2 separate regions of the Mus musculus genome follow, and region 2 is linked to region 1. A link is a loop called in an ENCODE intact Hi-C map of the cell type or tissue named here. Cell type or tissue: heart. All regions are shown on one strand. Region 1 overlaps Pde7b (phosphodiesterase 7B). Region 2 has its middle 110 kb from the start of Pde7b.

What was found. A loop is a pair of places that touch in the nucleus more often than their neighbours do. Peaks named below come from ENCODE experiments on the same cell type or tissue, not always from the same donor. Only the 100,000 strongest peaks of a DNase experiment are listed, where the experiment ranks them.
Region 2: it touches region 1 in a loop (2.4-fold over the local background); 3 of 42 quality-filtered maps call a loop at or near these places.

What each region holds. Positions count from the first base shown.
Region 1 is chr10:20,401,970-20,409,969 of GRCm38, forward strand. Pde7b (phosphodiesterase 7B) reads right to left here. Exons shown (of 12, transcript NM_001347366.1): 11 at 5,159-5,239. Among named protein-coding and RNA genes, the nearest start is that of Mtfr2, 58 kb to the left of the region's middle. In heart, CTCF peaks have their summits at 3,644 (motif pointing right) and 6,634; DNase peaks (open chromatin) are centred at 6,562 and 7,402; H3K27ac peaks cover 1,178 bases.
Region 2 is chr10:20,652,678-20,660,677 of GRCm38, forward strand. It overlaps a transcript of Pde7b not described here. Among named protein-coding and RNA genes, the nearest start is that of Pde7b, 110 kb to the left of the region's middle. In heart, a CTCF peak has its summit at 4,833; a DNase peak (open chromatin) is centred at 6,814; H3K27ac peaks cover 749 bases.

The DNA.
Region 1 (8,000 bases):
GAAGGAGGTGCGGGAGCAACTTCCTTTTGAGCAAATGTGATTTACTTCCGCAGAAAATCAAACCTACCTAAGTAAGACTTACACTCAGGAATACCTCATTATGGACTGGGATAAGAAGCAGAGAGGCAGAGCAATGCAGGCTTTAACCACTGAGCCATCTCGTCGGGAGATGAAGCAAGGAAATACTGAATGACTTGCTCAGAACTAGTGCATGAAAAAGTCTGGAGAGATGGCTTAGTGGGTAAGAGCACTGACAACTCTTCCAAAGGTCCTGAGTTCAATTCCCAGCACCACATGGTGGCTCATAACCATCTGTAATGGGATCTGATGCCCTCTTCTGGTGTGTCTGAAGACAGCGACAGTGTACTCACATTATAACAATAAATAAATCCTAAAAAAAGAAAGAAAGAAAGAAAGAAAGAGAGAAAGAAAATTGTGGTACAAGGCCTGGAATTCTGTTCTATGAATTCTTGGTTTGGGAAGCCCCAGAGGTCTCAAAACAATGCGAACTATTGCTGTTGCCCACGGTTACCCATCACAACTACATTGTGAGACCTTGTTGCTGAAGATACCACACAATTCCAATGTAAGATACAGAGAAGTAAATCAAACTGACTGGGAAGCCTCCTCCTTGGTGACTAGTTTTCATTGCCAGAAGGTATCATGCAGGCTGCTTTACAGGAAGGAAAGTATGTCTTTACCCAGTGCTGGACCCTACATGCTGCAATAATGACCTGCCAGGCAAGACGCACCTACCGGCTCACCAGTGCGTGAATGTTCCAAGCTAACCGGTTGCTTTCTGATCAGATTTGAGGCTGCTCCACAGGAAAGAATTTTCTGTCTGGTATTGCAATCCTAATCAGAAGTTTATGGCTACAGAGATCACAGGCTCGAGGGTAGAACTTATTATTCCACCCAGTGCTCATGCTGTCTAATCGTCTTCTATTAGTGTTTATACCCACGGATCTGGGCTGCTCTCGACCTTCGTCAGAGAAGCCTCCTTCTGCAGTGGACAGTGACTGAGAAAGGCACAATGAGTCAAAGTGCTAAGAGCAGGAGACCAAAGTACTCAGCATTGAACAGGACATCTGTATTAGCCACTCCCCCATCCCCAAAACCCAGGGAGCATTGTGGGATAGAAGATGAAGATAAGGAAAGAGTCGAAGGATGGGCAGGAGCACTGAGGGACGCTGTCTTCTGGTCATGAACTCAGAGCAGCCATGGACACGACCTGTACAGCTAAGTCAAGCCAGCTAAAATTCCTACAGAGATGGGGTATTAGGCCCTATTCATATTGAGTTGCCTTTAGCAGTGGATAGTTGCTGGGACAGGGATAATAATTTTTTTATTAAGGATATCATATGCTTCACTGAATGGCTCCATATCACAAGAGGCAGTACTAATTGGACTTGGGTCATAAAGTAATAAAAGACATGAAGTTGTGTGTGTGTGTGTGTGTTGGGAAGCTATGGAGAGAGTTGAAGGGGGAATAGGGAATAGAAATGATCATATTTCATTACATACATGTACAGAATTATCAAAACTAAAGAAAAAGAAAAGGTTCTAACAGGCTTCTCCATCAGTCAATACAATAGACACAGAGGACAACAAGGTGAGAGGAGATGATTTAGTCAGGGGATTCAGAAGAGAGAAAATGAAAATAGCGACATTGTATAGGACCCAGTGGAGAAATGTGTGTGTGTGTGTGTGTGTGTGGCTAGAGCTTGTAGGTCATTAGACTTACCTGTTCAGGGTTTTCTAATTTAGTCTAATATACCTTGTTACACATGCCAATCTGAACCTGTAAGAGCTGGCAGCTGTGTAATGGGGGACCAAGAGTTGTTTCATAATCATCTTCTCTTTCTTGTTGCTGTTATTCTGATGTAGTAGCCATGGAAGTTCCCTTTCTACCATATATCACTAAGCTGAAAACCAGGACATACAATGAGGCAAAATGTGTTCTCATGACAACAAGACTGAACTCTGAAATCAGCCCTGTGCCTGTCTAGGCTGGGTGGTTAATAGGGTAAAGTTTTTTTTTTTTTTTTTTTGGAAACGTGATTCAAAGTGTTGTAAGCAGCAACATGGCAAGATTCTTTCTATCTAGAGTTTAACAAAGGGAGTCTCAGAATTAGGAACCCCACTATAAAACTTCATAACTGAAGCATGAAGCCATGGATGCTGAGGTAGCATGTCTGCTGTTATATCTCCCCCCCCCCCAGTGACTCTGACGTGTGCTGGGCCTTGGTTTCTGTTCTTTCCCTTCCTTCCTTCCTTCCTTCCTTCCTTCCTTCCTTCCTTCCTTCCTTCCTTCCTTCTTCCTTGCTTCCTTCCTTCCTTCAGTAGTGTGATGGTTTGTATATGCTTGGACCAGGGAGTGGCACCATTAGGAGGTGTGGCCTTGTTGGAGTAGGTGTGTCACTGTGGTTGTGACTCTCATCCTAGCTGCCTAGAAGTCAGCCTTCCACTAGCAGCCTCCAGATGAAGATGTAGAACTCTCAGCTCTGCCTGTACCATGCCTGCCCGGTTGCTGCCATACTCCTGCCTTGATAATAGACTGAACCTCTGAACCTATAAGCCAGCCCTAATTAAATGTTGTCCTTTTTAAGACTTGCCTTGGTCATGGTATCTGTTCACAGCAGTAAAACCCTAACTAAGACAGTTATGGTCTCACTAGTAACTCTGCCTGTCCTGGAAGTTACTTTGTATACCAGGTTGGCACTGAACTTACAGATATCTGCCTATCTCTCCCTTCCTAGTGCTAGGATTAAAAGCCTGTGCCATTATGCCCACCAAGGGTTCTATTTTTTTAAACACTCCTCCCAATTCACCCCATAAGGATTTGGGGAGTGAATCAGTTTAATTATGAACACAGCATAAGAATATTGAAGGGGATTTGGAAAAATATGGATTATTTTTAACCTACCCAATCCAACATACCTATCTGGTGTGTGTGCAGTCCATTAAGATGGTTGTAGCTGCGGCTGAATGGTTGCTAGTTCCTGACCTTAAGGCTTTCTCTGTGGGACTGTGGATTAGATGCCTCCCTCCATGGCTGTCAGCAGAATGGTTCTAACATGCTCTCTCTCTCTCTCTCTCTCTCTCTCTCCCTCTCTCTCTCTCTCTCTCTCTCTCTCTCTCTCTCTCTCTCTCTCTCTCTCTCTCTCTCTCTTCACTTTCAGCTCATCTTCGCAGATGCCCCTTTCCTTCCCAATGCCAAGGCTTAATAGCTTTGAGACCTGCCACCCTATGAATGAAATGGCCTGCGGTGGGTCTGTGCAAAGTCACGAATGACTAGATGTCAAGGATGGAGTTCATCGAGGAAAAGAGGCCTAGCTGTGCTTGGTTTTAACAGAAGTGCTTGCAGGAGAAGAAAGGCTAGCTTTATATGTAGACGGAATTCATGTCTTAAGATGGAGAGCAAAAATATTTCCTTCACTAAAGTGAAGCAAGTAAAAGTTTGCCCACTTGATTTGCATGAAGACCTTATGTGTAATGTGATTAGATAAAGCAAAAATTATTGTGGATGCAATGAGACCGCACTTGGGCTGCTTGCCATGGTTGACACTTGAAAGGGAGTGTGGTTTCATGAGCTCAGGACAGAAATGTGGTTTGAAGTAGAGAGTGGAGAAACACTGTCATCTGGCCACAAGGGGACAGCAGGGCTCTAGGATTTCAGGCCTAGGGACTAGGCCATGGATTTAACTGTTGTGAATAAAGGTTAAGGACACACCCTGAAGGATGCTAAAGCACTTAGCTCACATGGGAAGGGTCTTAAAGCCTGATTCATTTGGATTTCCACCCTCTGAGCTCTGAAGAGGCTGTGAATGTCTAATTCAGTTTGACTTAGAGTTTATTTTTTTGTATGTGTGGTATGTTTCTGTGTGTGCATGCGGTTGAATATGTGTATGTGGGTATGCACATATGTGTGCATGCAGTGGGAAGCCAGAAGCCAATAATGGGTGTCTTTCTCAGTTGAGTCTCTCTTTACCACTATTGTTTACTGTTTGGTGTGTGTATGCATGTGTGAATATGTATGTGCATGCATATGTACATGTATGTTGTTTGTATGTGCATACATGTGCATGTATGGCTGTGTGAGTGCACATGTGTGTGTGGAAGCCAGAGATACACTGGATGATTTCCCAAGATTACACTCTACCTATTTTAAAAATTATTTTTTTAAAAAATAGTTCCTTTTAATTTTTATATATGTATGTGTACCTGTGTGTGGGTATGGGCATGTGGGTGTGTGTGCCCACAGAGGCAGTTGTGAGACACAGGCCATGGGTGTTAACAACCAAACTCTGGTCCTCTGCAGGAGCAGTTACATGCTCTTCACTACTGAGCCATTTACCCAGTCACCATTTTGACAGACAGGGTTTGTCACTAATTCAGCTAGGACAGCAGGTCAGGGAATGTCTGTCAGGGATTCTGCTGCCTCTGGAACTCCCCAGTGCTGGCTTCTGGGCCTGACTTCTTAGACACAAAGATCTTCATGTTTGTGTGTTGTGAGGCAGGCACGTTACTGGCAGCCATCTCCTCACCCAGTCCTCCTTGTACTTCAAGACAAGGTCTCTCCCTGAACCTGGAGTTTTCCTGGCAAACACTTACTGACCAAGTCATGGCTCCAGCACATGGATTCTGTTCTTTTTGTAGCTCTAGGGATGGATATAGGGCCTTGCATACTGCAGGCAAGTGCTGTACTTCTAAGCCACCTTCTGAGTTCTTGGCTTTCAATACTGGATCTTATTAGGCAGCTCGATCTGGCTTTGAGTTTGCTACATAAGTGTATGCTGGCTTTGGATATACGATCTTAGCAGCTCATCACCCCAAGTACTTGGATTATAGGGTGCACTACCAAATCTTTCTTGATTTTCACTCTATTCTAAAATCACAATGTTGACACTGGAACTTAGTGTTAAGTTAGTTAAAGATCTATAACAAACTCCATTCCTTAATTGTTTTGATTTTTCAAATGAAAATTTTCTAAAAGGTTGGTCATGATTAAAGTGTTTGTTTGGCCCCAGCCATTTAGATCTCTGGAAGGCTGTGTGTTGTTGTTATCGTTATTATTATTATTTTGAGACTCTTTGTAGAGGATGCTCAGCTGATTATTAAAAAAACAAAACAAAACAAAACCCAGATTTCAACTCACCAATTTGTATGCTAGGGATTGAATCTTTCTGTTGATTACAAAGAGGACTGATTTCCAGTTCAAACTTCTGTTCAAGGTCACCTAAGAAGAAAGAAGAACAAGAAACACATAGCAATTTAAGAGTTCATAGAATGTGTATCAAAAACTTTAATGATCCAGTTGGAGGAAATCGTTCTGGGGGTTACTGTTGCTTCCCTTGGAATATTCATGAACCCCTTAGGACCACTGGCTTACAGAGCTGCCTAAAGACAAACCCACAGGGCATCAACAATCCCTAACAGTGGCTCCTTTGAGTAGGTATGCTTGACAGTGGGACAAACTTTTAAAAATTGCATCTATTTATTCTCTCTCTCTCTCTCTCTCTCTCTTTCTCTCTCTCTCTCTCTCTCTCTTGTGTGTGTGTGTGTGTGTGTGTGTGTGTGTGTGTGTGTGTGTAGGTAGGGGACAATCAGTAGGAGGAGACTATTTTTAACATGTCAAATCTGGGGATTGAGCATGGGTTGTCAGTCTTGGTGGCAGGTACCATTGCCATTTTCAGTGATAGAAAAGTTTTCTACACACTCTATTCTGGGGACTCTCTGAAGCATGTCCAACACACTAGGAACTAAAATTTTAATTTCTTTTTACATTATAATTAATTAAAATTTAGCTAAGCCACATGAGCCTCAGAGATACCATAGTTTGGAGAGCAATGAGCCCTCCATTACAGGCCTGTCCCATTACCTGTCTTTCTGTGAGGTGTTCTTTATTCTTTCTCTTACTCACCAGACAAGTATGAAACACTTGTCTTCAAGAATTCTACTAACCAATGTAGAAAGTACAGAGAGGAAAACTCAACAGTCTCTCCTCTGGGAATGTTGCAGATTAGCATTTGGGGTCTTACAATGGTACCAGCCATATTTCTTGATGGCAACTGTAACATACCATGCAGAGTTATTCATATAAAAATACATTTTACTGAGGATTAGACAAAGATAGAGTGGATGTTTAATAAAAACTTCTGGAAAACTAGGTTACTTGTGGACATATCAACCCATATTTACAAAGAACCTTTTTAAAGCGTTGAGGACTGGAGGGGAGGAATACCTGACCTCACAGTTTTCCTAATTCATAAGCTGCCATTTTTCTCCACCCAACCCTGTACCTGAAACCTCAACTTAAAGGATATTTTTTGTTTGTTTAATGTGATGCATGATATCTGTCATGTTTGTCCTAACTGGGCATAGTGGCCCTCACATCCTAGGATCTGAGGCAGGAGTGTAAGTTTGAGACCAGCCTCTCCTAAATATCAAGGCCTTGTCTCACAGCAGCAGCAGCAGCAGCAGCAGCAGCAGCGACAACTAAGAACTGTTGAAAGAAGCCTGGCTGCTGGGGAGATGAGCTGGCATTTGAGTCCAGATCCACAAGCAAAAGCCAGATGGGGCTCATCAAGATGACAGGAGTCATTCCTATAGAGTTAAAAGACATCCACTAGGGGAAAAAGATAGTTCCGATGAGCAGAGTCTGTTCTTCTCAAAGCAGACGGGATGTCTGGACTGCAGGGCCCTTAACTGAAAGGGAACAAGTCAGTTCCTTGGTTCCTTGGTCTGCTGGGAGATCTGCAGTGTAGGTGAAAGCTCTTCCCTAGTGACCGTGGTGGCAAACATTCCCGGTCTTTCTACGTAACTGTGCTGCATCTCATTAGGGCAGGTTTTTGCAAAGAAACATAGTAACCTGATTGCCCGATGCCATCGATTCCTTGTAGTTAGTAACTTTGATTCCTGAACTCTGTGTCTGCCCAAGTGGTGCAACCACTGTCCCCAAGTCGCCTAGAGTCTGAATTAAGTGTCCGATGGGCAGATCAAAGCTTTAAACCACAATGGACAGCAATCATAGCCCATGATGGGATCAGAGGCAAGTGGGCCAGAGGAGAATCTTGATCTTCAATACTGTAGTCCTAGCCTTCTCTCCTGCTGCTATTTCAATAGTTTATGTATCACACCGGGAAGCAAGCACTCAGCCTAACTTTAAACCCTCTCTGCGCCAACTTCACCATGCTTACTTTTGTTCTCAGTGGAGACTTTATGTCTTGGCCAACGAGAACTGCGATTCTAACTTCTCATGACTCATGTTGACTGCACATGAAATTCCAGAGGCACAGACGTCACGTGAGCGCTTTTACTCCCAGACTGTGACAGTGAGCAGAGTCTCTGGCCTTGTGTGAACCCAGCCCTACTCTGTCGTCTGTCATTGGAACCACCGAGATGTCACTGACACATCTTTCAGTGGACATTTTTCCAAAAGGCTCACTGTTGCTGTCTGACCTCCTCACAGAGCTGGTATGTGGGACACTTCGAGCTTTATTTGTTCCCAGACTCTTAAACCTGATGCTGTCACTAGCACGAGGGCCCTGCTGGTGCCCGAGCAAACATTGTGAATGTTGAAACCCAGCCTGAAGAATCAAGCCTGTGTGTAAAGGCCTACTTCCCACCCAGCATCAAGATTCTGCTTGCCGATTTATTGCCTTCCTTATGAAGGAAGGTAACCTTTGAAAAAAAATTATGGTCTACCTTAGGGCCATTCAGCATTCCACAGTAAAACCCACATGTGTTATTGTTGAAACTGAATTCAAATGGTCTAACTCTTGTAAACTCTTGTTAGTTCTTGGCTAACTTTGACCTGTATCATTGGAAGTTTTAAGAACCAGAGAAAAAGGCATACAAAAGGCTCTGAATTATTCTCTCAGAATGGAAGACATTGACTTAAAAACAATGCTTAGCCTTCAGGCTGTGCTCAGCTCATTCAAATGAAGGTCAGGGCAAAAATCAAACTTGTCTGCCATACTGTTACAGTCACAGGACAC
Region 2 (8,000 bases), 250 kb after region 1:
TTTCTCCCGTCTAAAGGAAATACAGGGATAAAAAGTGGAACTGAGACTGAAGGAAAGGCCATCCAGAGACTGTCCCACCTGGGGATACATCCCACATACAGACACCAAACCCAGACACTATTGCTGATGCCAAGAAGTGCTTGCTGACAGGAGCCTGATACAGCTGTCTCCTGAGGGGCTCTGCCAGATCCTGACCAATACAGATGCAGTTACTTGCAGCCAACCATTGAACTAAGCACAGTGACCCCAATGGAGGAGTTACAGGAAGGACTGAAGGAGCTGAAAGGGGCCTTATCTGACATCAATAGGAGGGGATGCCCTTGGTACTATGAAGGCTTGATGCCCCAGAGTAGGGGAATGCTAGGGCAGTGAGGGAGTAGGTGTGTGGGTGGGGGAGCACCCTCATAGAAGCAAGGTAAGGGGGATGGGATAAATGTATTTTTCTTCTGCAACTTTTAATACACTAAGAAATGGTCAGAATGAAAACTTGCTAAATTAATAGAATTACATACGTAGTGCAACGTGACTGTCATGGGAGAAAACAGTAAGGCCAGATCCTTGCATTTAATAAATGTTACTTCTGAGAAGCTGCACAGGTAAAGTAAAAAAGGTGAGCTGCTGGGAAGTGTGTGTGTGTGTGTGTGTGTGTGTGTGAGTATGTATGTGTGTATGTGCGTGTGTGTGTGCGTGTGTGTGTGCACATAGGTGTGTGAGAGCCAGAAACCAATGCTGGGCACTTCCTATATTGGTCTCCAACTTATCCTCACATCCAGAGTTTCTCAGTGAATCTGCAGCTATTGATGTCACAAGACTGGCTGTCCAGAGAGCCCACTGACCCGTCTGTTTCCACTTCCCCAGTGACAGAACCATAAGCATGTGCCATAGTTCCTGATTTTTACATGGGTGCTGGAGATCCAAACTAGGGTCTTTAAGCTTAAGTGGGAAGCACTTTGCCAACTGTAGCATCTCTCCAGCCCCCAAAAGATTTTTTAGGGCATGCTTTCTGGTTATTGTAATGGAGAATATTATTAAGTTATTATCTTTACAATTGCAGAGGGTTGGTTTTGTTACTGTTTTCTCATTTTCAATAATTTTAAAAGCATGTGAGCTGTCACTTCTAGAACTGCTACTTTTTAAAATACAGAAATTCCTTGGGTAGTTTTGTGGCATTGTAGTGGTAAAACTCATTTGTTGAATTTCCTCTTGGGAAACAACTTTAAAAACTGGCTTCCCTGGTTTTCATGGTGCTGTTGTTTTTAGTAAACCAAACAACTACAGTGTTCCACTGTGAGATGGTGTTAGTGCCCTCTTCAACACCGCCATCCACCAAGTCCAAAAGTTACGGAGGAAGACAGATATTTCCTTACTGCATAACGTGAGGGGCTTGAAACGAAGCTGAGTACCTCACATGCACCTTTCTTGTCACTGAAGAGCCCACTGTCACTCTGAGCTGAATTGTTGGCAATTAGGAAATGTAATACTTATTACATTCTACTTTGATGTTGGATTCCTCCAGGACTTGCATCTATTTTACTTGTTGGAAGTTCTACTCAAGATACTGTTTCCTAAGAAGCCTGACATCTGCTGTTTGAGACAGTGGGGGGGGGGGGGACTGCTGTAGAGCTCTGCTTGCCAAATGCCTGATTCTGCTTTTCTATCTGGTGGACGGTGTGACTTGGGACGAGGGGCCCCACCTGTGCAGCTGAGTCCTTCAGGTCTCAGCCACGTATCTTTGTGCCCTGCGCAGGGCAGTGAGAGTGAGCTCACCTGTGTGCCCGAATCTTTGCAATGTCTTTCTGAGTTCCATCACCTGCTGCTTAGTTTCCGCAGAACTCAGGAGCCTCCCCTCCTGAGACTTTCCATCTGGAATTCTCTCTCTTCCATTGACACCTACCCTCCTTAAAGTGTGACCTCAACTAAAGCCCCCTGGAATGAGCATTCCTTCAACCGCTCCGCAGTGGAGCACTGCCTGATTGGCTATTATTTCTGTTAAAAGTTTGCATTTGAGAGGTGTTTAGTTAGCCTCTGTCTGCGTTAGACCATAAATTGTGTATGACTGGGAATCGAGTTTTGTTCAACAGTGACTAGACATTATGAGATACTTGTTTAGCCAGTTCTCCAGCTTTGCTTTCCTCTACGTCAGATGAGGCTAGAAATAGCATCCATATCACAGGTGTTTTATGGTATTAAATGGGATTGTGTGCAGATAATGTGCTGAAACAATGCCAGTGACACAGCCAAAGCTTAATTTGTTGAGTGAACATGTACCTTTAGAGATGATTTATTCTGGTATGTCCGTGGCTTTGCATTTACTGATATATCAAGAGACTTCACTCTTGTCACCAAATTATATTCAAAAATTCTATTTACATTCATTTCTTGTTTTCTGGCCCATGGAGTTTAGTGAGCATTGCCCATGTGACCATGGTGTTGTAAGTACTCAGGGGAAACACCACTGCAGATCACGATTCCTCTTCTAGCATTCAGCACTAGCCAAAAGTTACGCAGGCAGGGGTAGAACCCGATAAACCCTTCTCTCATCGATGGCAGACTATTGACTGTAATGGCTGTGTCATGACCAGAAGACCGGCACCTTGGAGTCCTTGTCTCTATCAGCTACCTGTCACATCATTTCCTTCTCTTCTTTTCCATGATTTCTGGGTTTTAGAAGGGTGGTGTAAATGTCCCAGTGATGTGACTGTTATGGGGATAATCATCTTCTCTCTTTTTTGGAAGCTCATTCCACAGGGGGGAGTTCATGCCTTGTATCATAAAGCTGGTCTAACGTGCATGGCTGGGCAGGCAGGCAAAGGCCACTCAGCCTTCATCAGAGATGCAGTGGAGGGTGAGGAAGTCAGAGACTCAAGGTTAATTCATGTGCTAAGCATACGTGACTGTTGAAGTGAATATATATTTTTTTAACATAGTTTTTTGCAAAGCTTGCTACGCTTTCCTGAGCTGGAGTAATTGGATGCAAAGATAGTAGCTAACTCTTCTTAAAGCCTGCTGTCATTGGATGCAAAGAAAGTACCTCAACTTCTTTCTTAAAGCTTGCTGTCAAACACACGTTCAGAAAATGTGCCCCAGTTTTGACCACAGTTGAATGAGATTGCTTGGATACCTTTGTATTGCTAATTGTCATTTAATTGAAAACATTTGTGGACTTGGTAAATAAGAACACTTATTTTTACTAGCTTTCTTAACTTACTGATGTAATTTGATAGATGCTTTTGTCTGTTACTTCCTGTGCACTTTGACCAGCACATTGTTATGTGTCTGTTGTGGGGTTAGTAAAGTTAGATGAATTATAAATATCTCTGATACTGATAAGTGGATAGTAGCCCAGAAACTTAGACTACCCAAGATACAATTTACAAAACACATGAAACTCAAGAAGGAAGACCAAAATGTGGATACTTTGCTCTTTCTTAGAATGAGGCACTAAATACCCATGGAAGGAGTGACAGAGACAAAGTTCAGAGCTGAGACAGAAGAAAGGACCATTCAGAGACTGCCCCATCTGGGGATCCATCCCATATATAACCACCAAACCCAGACACTATTACATATGCCAGCAAGATTTTGCTGACAGGTTCCTGATATAGCTCTCTGTGGTGAGGCTATGTTAGTGCCTGGCAAATACAGAAGTGGATACTCAGTTACCTATTGGATGGAACACAGGGCCCCTAAAGAAGGAGCTAGAGAAAGTAACGAAGGAACTAAAGGTGTTGGCAACCCTATAGGAGGAACAACAATATGAACTAACCAGTACCCCCCAGAGCTATGTCTCTAGTTGCATATGTAGCAGAGGATGGCCTAGTTGGCCATCAATGGGAGGAAAGGCCCCTTGGTCTTGTGAAGGTCATATGCCCCAGTACAGGGAAATGCCAGGGCTGGGAAGCGGGAGTGGGTGAGTTGGGGAGCAGGGCAGGGGGAGGGTATAGGGGACTTTGGAGATAACATTTGAAATGTAAATGAAGAAAATATCTAATAAAATGTATTAAAATGTGAAAAAACAATAAATAAATAAATGAATAGCTTTGATTACTATGGATATTAATTTATTGTCCTATTTTGCTAATATTTTATTGAGTTCCATTTACATTATAATTTTACAATATTTCTATGAACCATGTATAGTCTTATGTTGTTGATTCTGACATTTGTTATTTCATTCATGACTTTTATGCTTACAAATTCATCTTTTAATTGGCAACCAGAACATTTCTTTCTATTTTCTATGGTTCTTAGTATAAAATTGCTTTTAATATACTTTCTTACCCTAAGGTCAGAATAACTTGTAATTACTCTAATCAATTTTCTATACCATATATTCATGATCCACTTCCCCCCTAGTTATGGGGGTACCTTCCTAATCACATATTAAAATCACATATTATTTCATACATAGTAAAGTTACCAAATATTTATTTAATATACTTTCAAATTACCCATAACGTGACCTTTATACAAAGATCTCCAGACAACTCATTGTTAATTTTTATTCTTTAATTTGATTTTTATAAATTACTACACATCAATATGGCTTCTTGGTGTGGGGCACACATGTTCTTGGGACCCCCTGGACTAACTGTAGAATTAGACTCGTGGTAGACTTTCTAACATGAGAAATATTCTATTTTATGTAGCACAGAGAGGGGTACAAAGCAGATACATACACAATGTTTGCTATTAAATTTTTTTCTTCTTGTGAATAAAAGAGGATTGATATTTCTTGAATGTTGTAAAGCAGGGATGTTTCCAGAAGGTGGCTAACCCCCCCCCAACCCCCTTTATTAAAAGCATCTGTGCCTGGCTAGTGGCAAACAGCCAAAAATCCTCAAGTGGTTGGCTCTGGGAAATCACAGGGAGATAGAACACAGCCGAATCCTAAGATGGAACAAACTGTAAAATCATGCCGTGTCGTAATTTGATGACCAACAGGGAAGGGTTTTTTTCTGCCTCATCAAATTTTATAAAGTAAAGTATTTATGATTTTCCTGTGAGTTTACCAGATAAGAAGAAAAACATAGAGCCGTGGTCTGATGTAGGCCCGACATAGGTGCACACATACCTGAATGCAGGGCTGGGAAGGGAAAGAGAGACAGAGGCAGAGAGCTCCCATATACTCCTCCTCCAGGTGGCAATCATCTATCAGTGCTCGTGGGTGACAAGGGCGTTAAAAGTCTCACATGGAGTCAACCTGGCTGCTTTTCAGAAGCGTTTCTGTCCTTACACATGAATCGGAGGATGATTCGTCTGCTTGGGAATTCGCAGGACGCCAAACCAAATTAGGAAGCCAGGCAGCTGTGACCTGGCTTTGTAAGGGCCAAGGAAGCTGCAGTTTCAATTCTGAACCTTGCATCTCAAATCATCCTCTGTCCCTCTGTCCCTCTGTCCCTCTGTCCCTCTGTCCCTCTGTCCCTCGGGATACATGCGCCCCTCAGGGACTTCAGTAAAGGAACAAGCTCTTGCATTACCCCAAGCCTTCTATGAGACACTAGACTTGTGAGAGAAGCAGGCAGTCTGAGAGGACAAGGCGACTGGAGTCAGAGTGAGTGTGAGTCAGGAAGGACGGCTTGCAAGAGTTACCTTACAAAGAAAGGAGGAGCCGCCGAGGAAGAGAAACCACCCTGGGTCTGAGTTCTGAGATCACTTCAGGTGTGTGGCACTCTGTCTCACTCAGCAAATAAAATTCACAATTTAAAAAGTCGTGGGGTTCGTTGTTGTTGTTGTTTTTGCAGGAAGATATACAAGTTGGGAAGAGACTAAAGGAGCAGGCTGTTGGGATCTGGCACTGTTCCTCTGAATTGTGATACACTCACAAGTTACCCCACCCACCAGTGTAACTTTTTATTTTGAAACCTGGTTTAGCTTTCTTTGAAGAATTTGAATGGTATTGTGAGATAATTTTTATTTATTTATATTCATCACCAAATTGGTTTTGTTTCTTAAAACAAAACAAAACAAACCAAAACAAAAAACTGTTTTATAAACAACTTCGTAGTGATCCCTGAAGTGCTAAATACATGCACACGGGCGCGGACAGACACAGACAGACATACATACACACACACACACACACACACATACACACACACACACACACACATGGGAGAGGGAATGAAGGGGGGCGGGAAGCATCTTAGGTTGCCCAGATGGTGGGATGCATTTGGCTATGAACATTCTAATTTGAGGAAACATACCGTGGAGACAGCTTGATAAGCAGGGGGATTTTTCGTGCATTTATTTCTATAAGAACTCTAGCATTTCTATTTCTAGTTTGGTGACAAGCAATGTTCTCTTGGTTTTTTATTTAGGGTAAAGCTTGCATAACTATCTGCTGGATTCTTTCCTTACTATCGTTTCACTGGGAGTGGCTGTTGCCTTGGAGATGATAGCTACAGCCTCCTCAATGCGTTATTGATCCAAGGAAAGGGATTTAAGTCAAACTAACCTATGTTATCTCTAATATGGGATTATTTGCACAGGAGCATTGAAATGGGAGACTATTTCCCAAATAACTTATTTCCCAAAGAACCCCATTTGTTGCCCAGCATCCTGCTCACAGGGGAGCAGAACTAACCCAGAACGTGGCTCTCCACACACAGCGACTTTCATCTTCTTCCTCAGCACCTGCCACTCAGCTCGGCTCTCTCAGCCTCACACCATTCTATCCTTCAAATGAGGCCTGCGCATCAATAAGGAGCTTCCCTGGTGCTTCCCAGGGGCAATAGAATTCACCAGTGGTAACTGCAGCACTGCACTGTTTACCAGAACATAAAGTTCGGTTGAAATCCCACAGTGACGTCATCTCCCAGCACTTGCTGATGGAGCTGGAGCGGGTTCCAAGATGTGTTCAGCTGGGTTGGATGCTCCATGCCAGAAATGGTCAACCAACTCACACTTCAAAGACCTCTCTTTACTAGGTTGTGTTTAGCTCTTAAAAGAAGTGGAAAGTTACCCAAATCACAGACTTGGGCTAAATTGGTATTTAAAAAGAGCCCAGAACTTTGTATGTTGTGGTTATTTTTCTTTTGGTTGATAAGTTAACTCTGATTGCTGACATTAAGGTAACTTTCTTCTGAAACACCCTTAGACTAGTGAGGCCTTGCTGAGGGCATGGGGGTGAGAAACATCTGAAAAACCCACGACAGAGACGACAAGAAAGAGCTGGCCTGGCCTTTCAGGAGGTGAAGCTGCTCAGGATTTGGAAAGCAAATTGTCCACATGTATGGAGGTGGTCACGTGAGCTTTGGAGCTGAAAACTGGGATCAAGGAGATGAACTCAGAAGAAGACTAAGTGCTAAAGAATCGAGGATGAGTCAGAGAAACCCTGGGATTCAAAAGGCTTGTCTAAAAAAACAAGAAAGAAAGAGAGGTACATGTATGTAGATGGAAGAAAAAGCAAAGATTGCAAGAAAATAAATGTGATCAAATGTTTAAACTCTTACAGTGGATGAGTTTTGTGTTCTAGTAGGAAAGATACAATTTCTAGTAGTTGATAACTATTATAGTGTGTGGGGGAGGAGGAGGAGAGAGGGAATGAGAGAAGAGAGGGAGTGGAGAGAGAGGTGGGAAGACAGAAGGAGCGAGAGAAGGGAGAGAGAGAAGAAGAGTAAGCAAGCAAGCACTGGTTTGCTCACCTATATATTATATGATAATATATTACATTAGCATATATTATATGGTGGATGTGGAGGCCAGAGATTAAGATGAGATGTCTTTTCTTATTCTTAACATTGCTGTTTTGAGGTGTGTGTGTGTGGAGGGGATGTCTCTCACTGTCTTCAGCTGGAGCAGTTGCCAGTGAGCCTGGGCTCCTCCTGGCTTCACCCAAACCTGGGATCAGAACTCTGTTCCCATGTCTCTGAAGCAGGCACTCCACTCACTGAGTGTGCCCATTTGCCCTCCACTCACTGAGTGTGCCCATTTGCCCTCCACTCACTGAGTGTGCCCATTTGCCCCTCGTTCTATAATTATGAGTTCTCATTCACAAA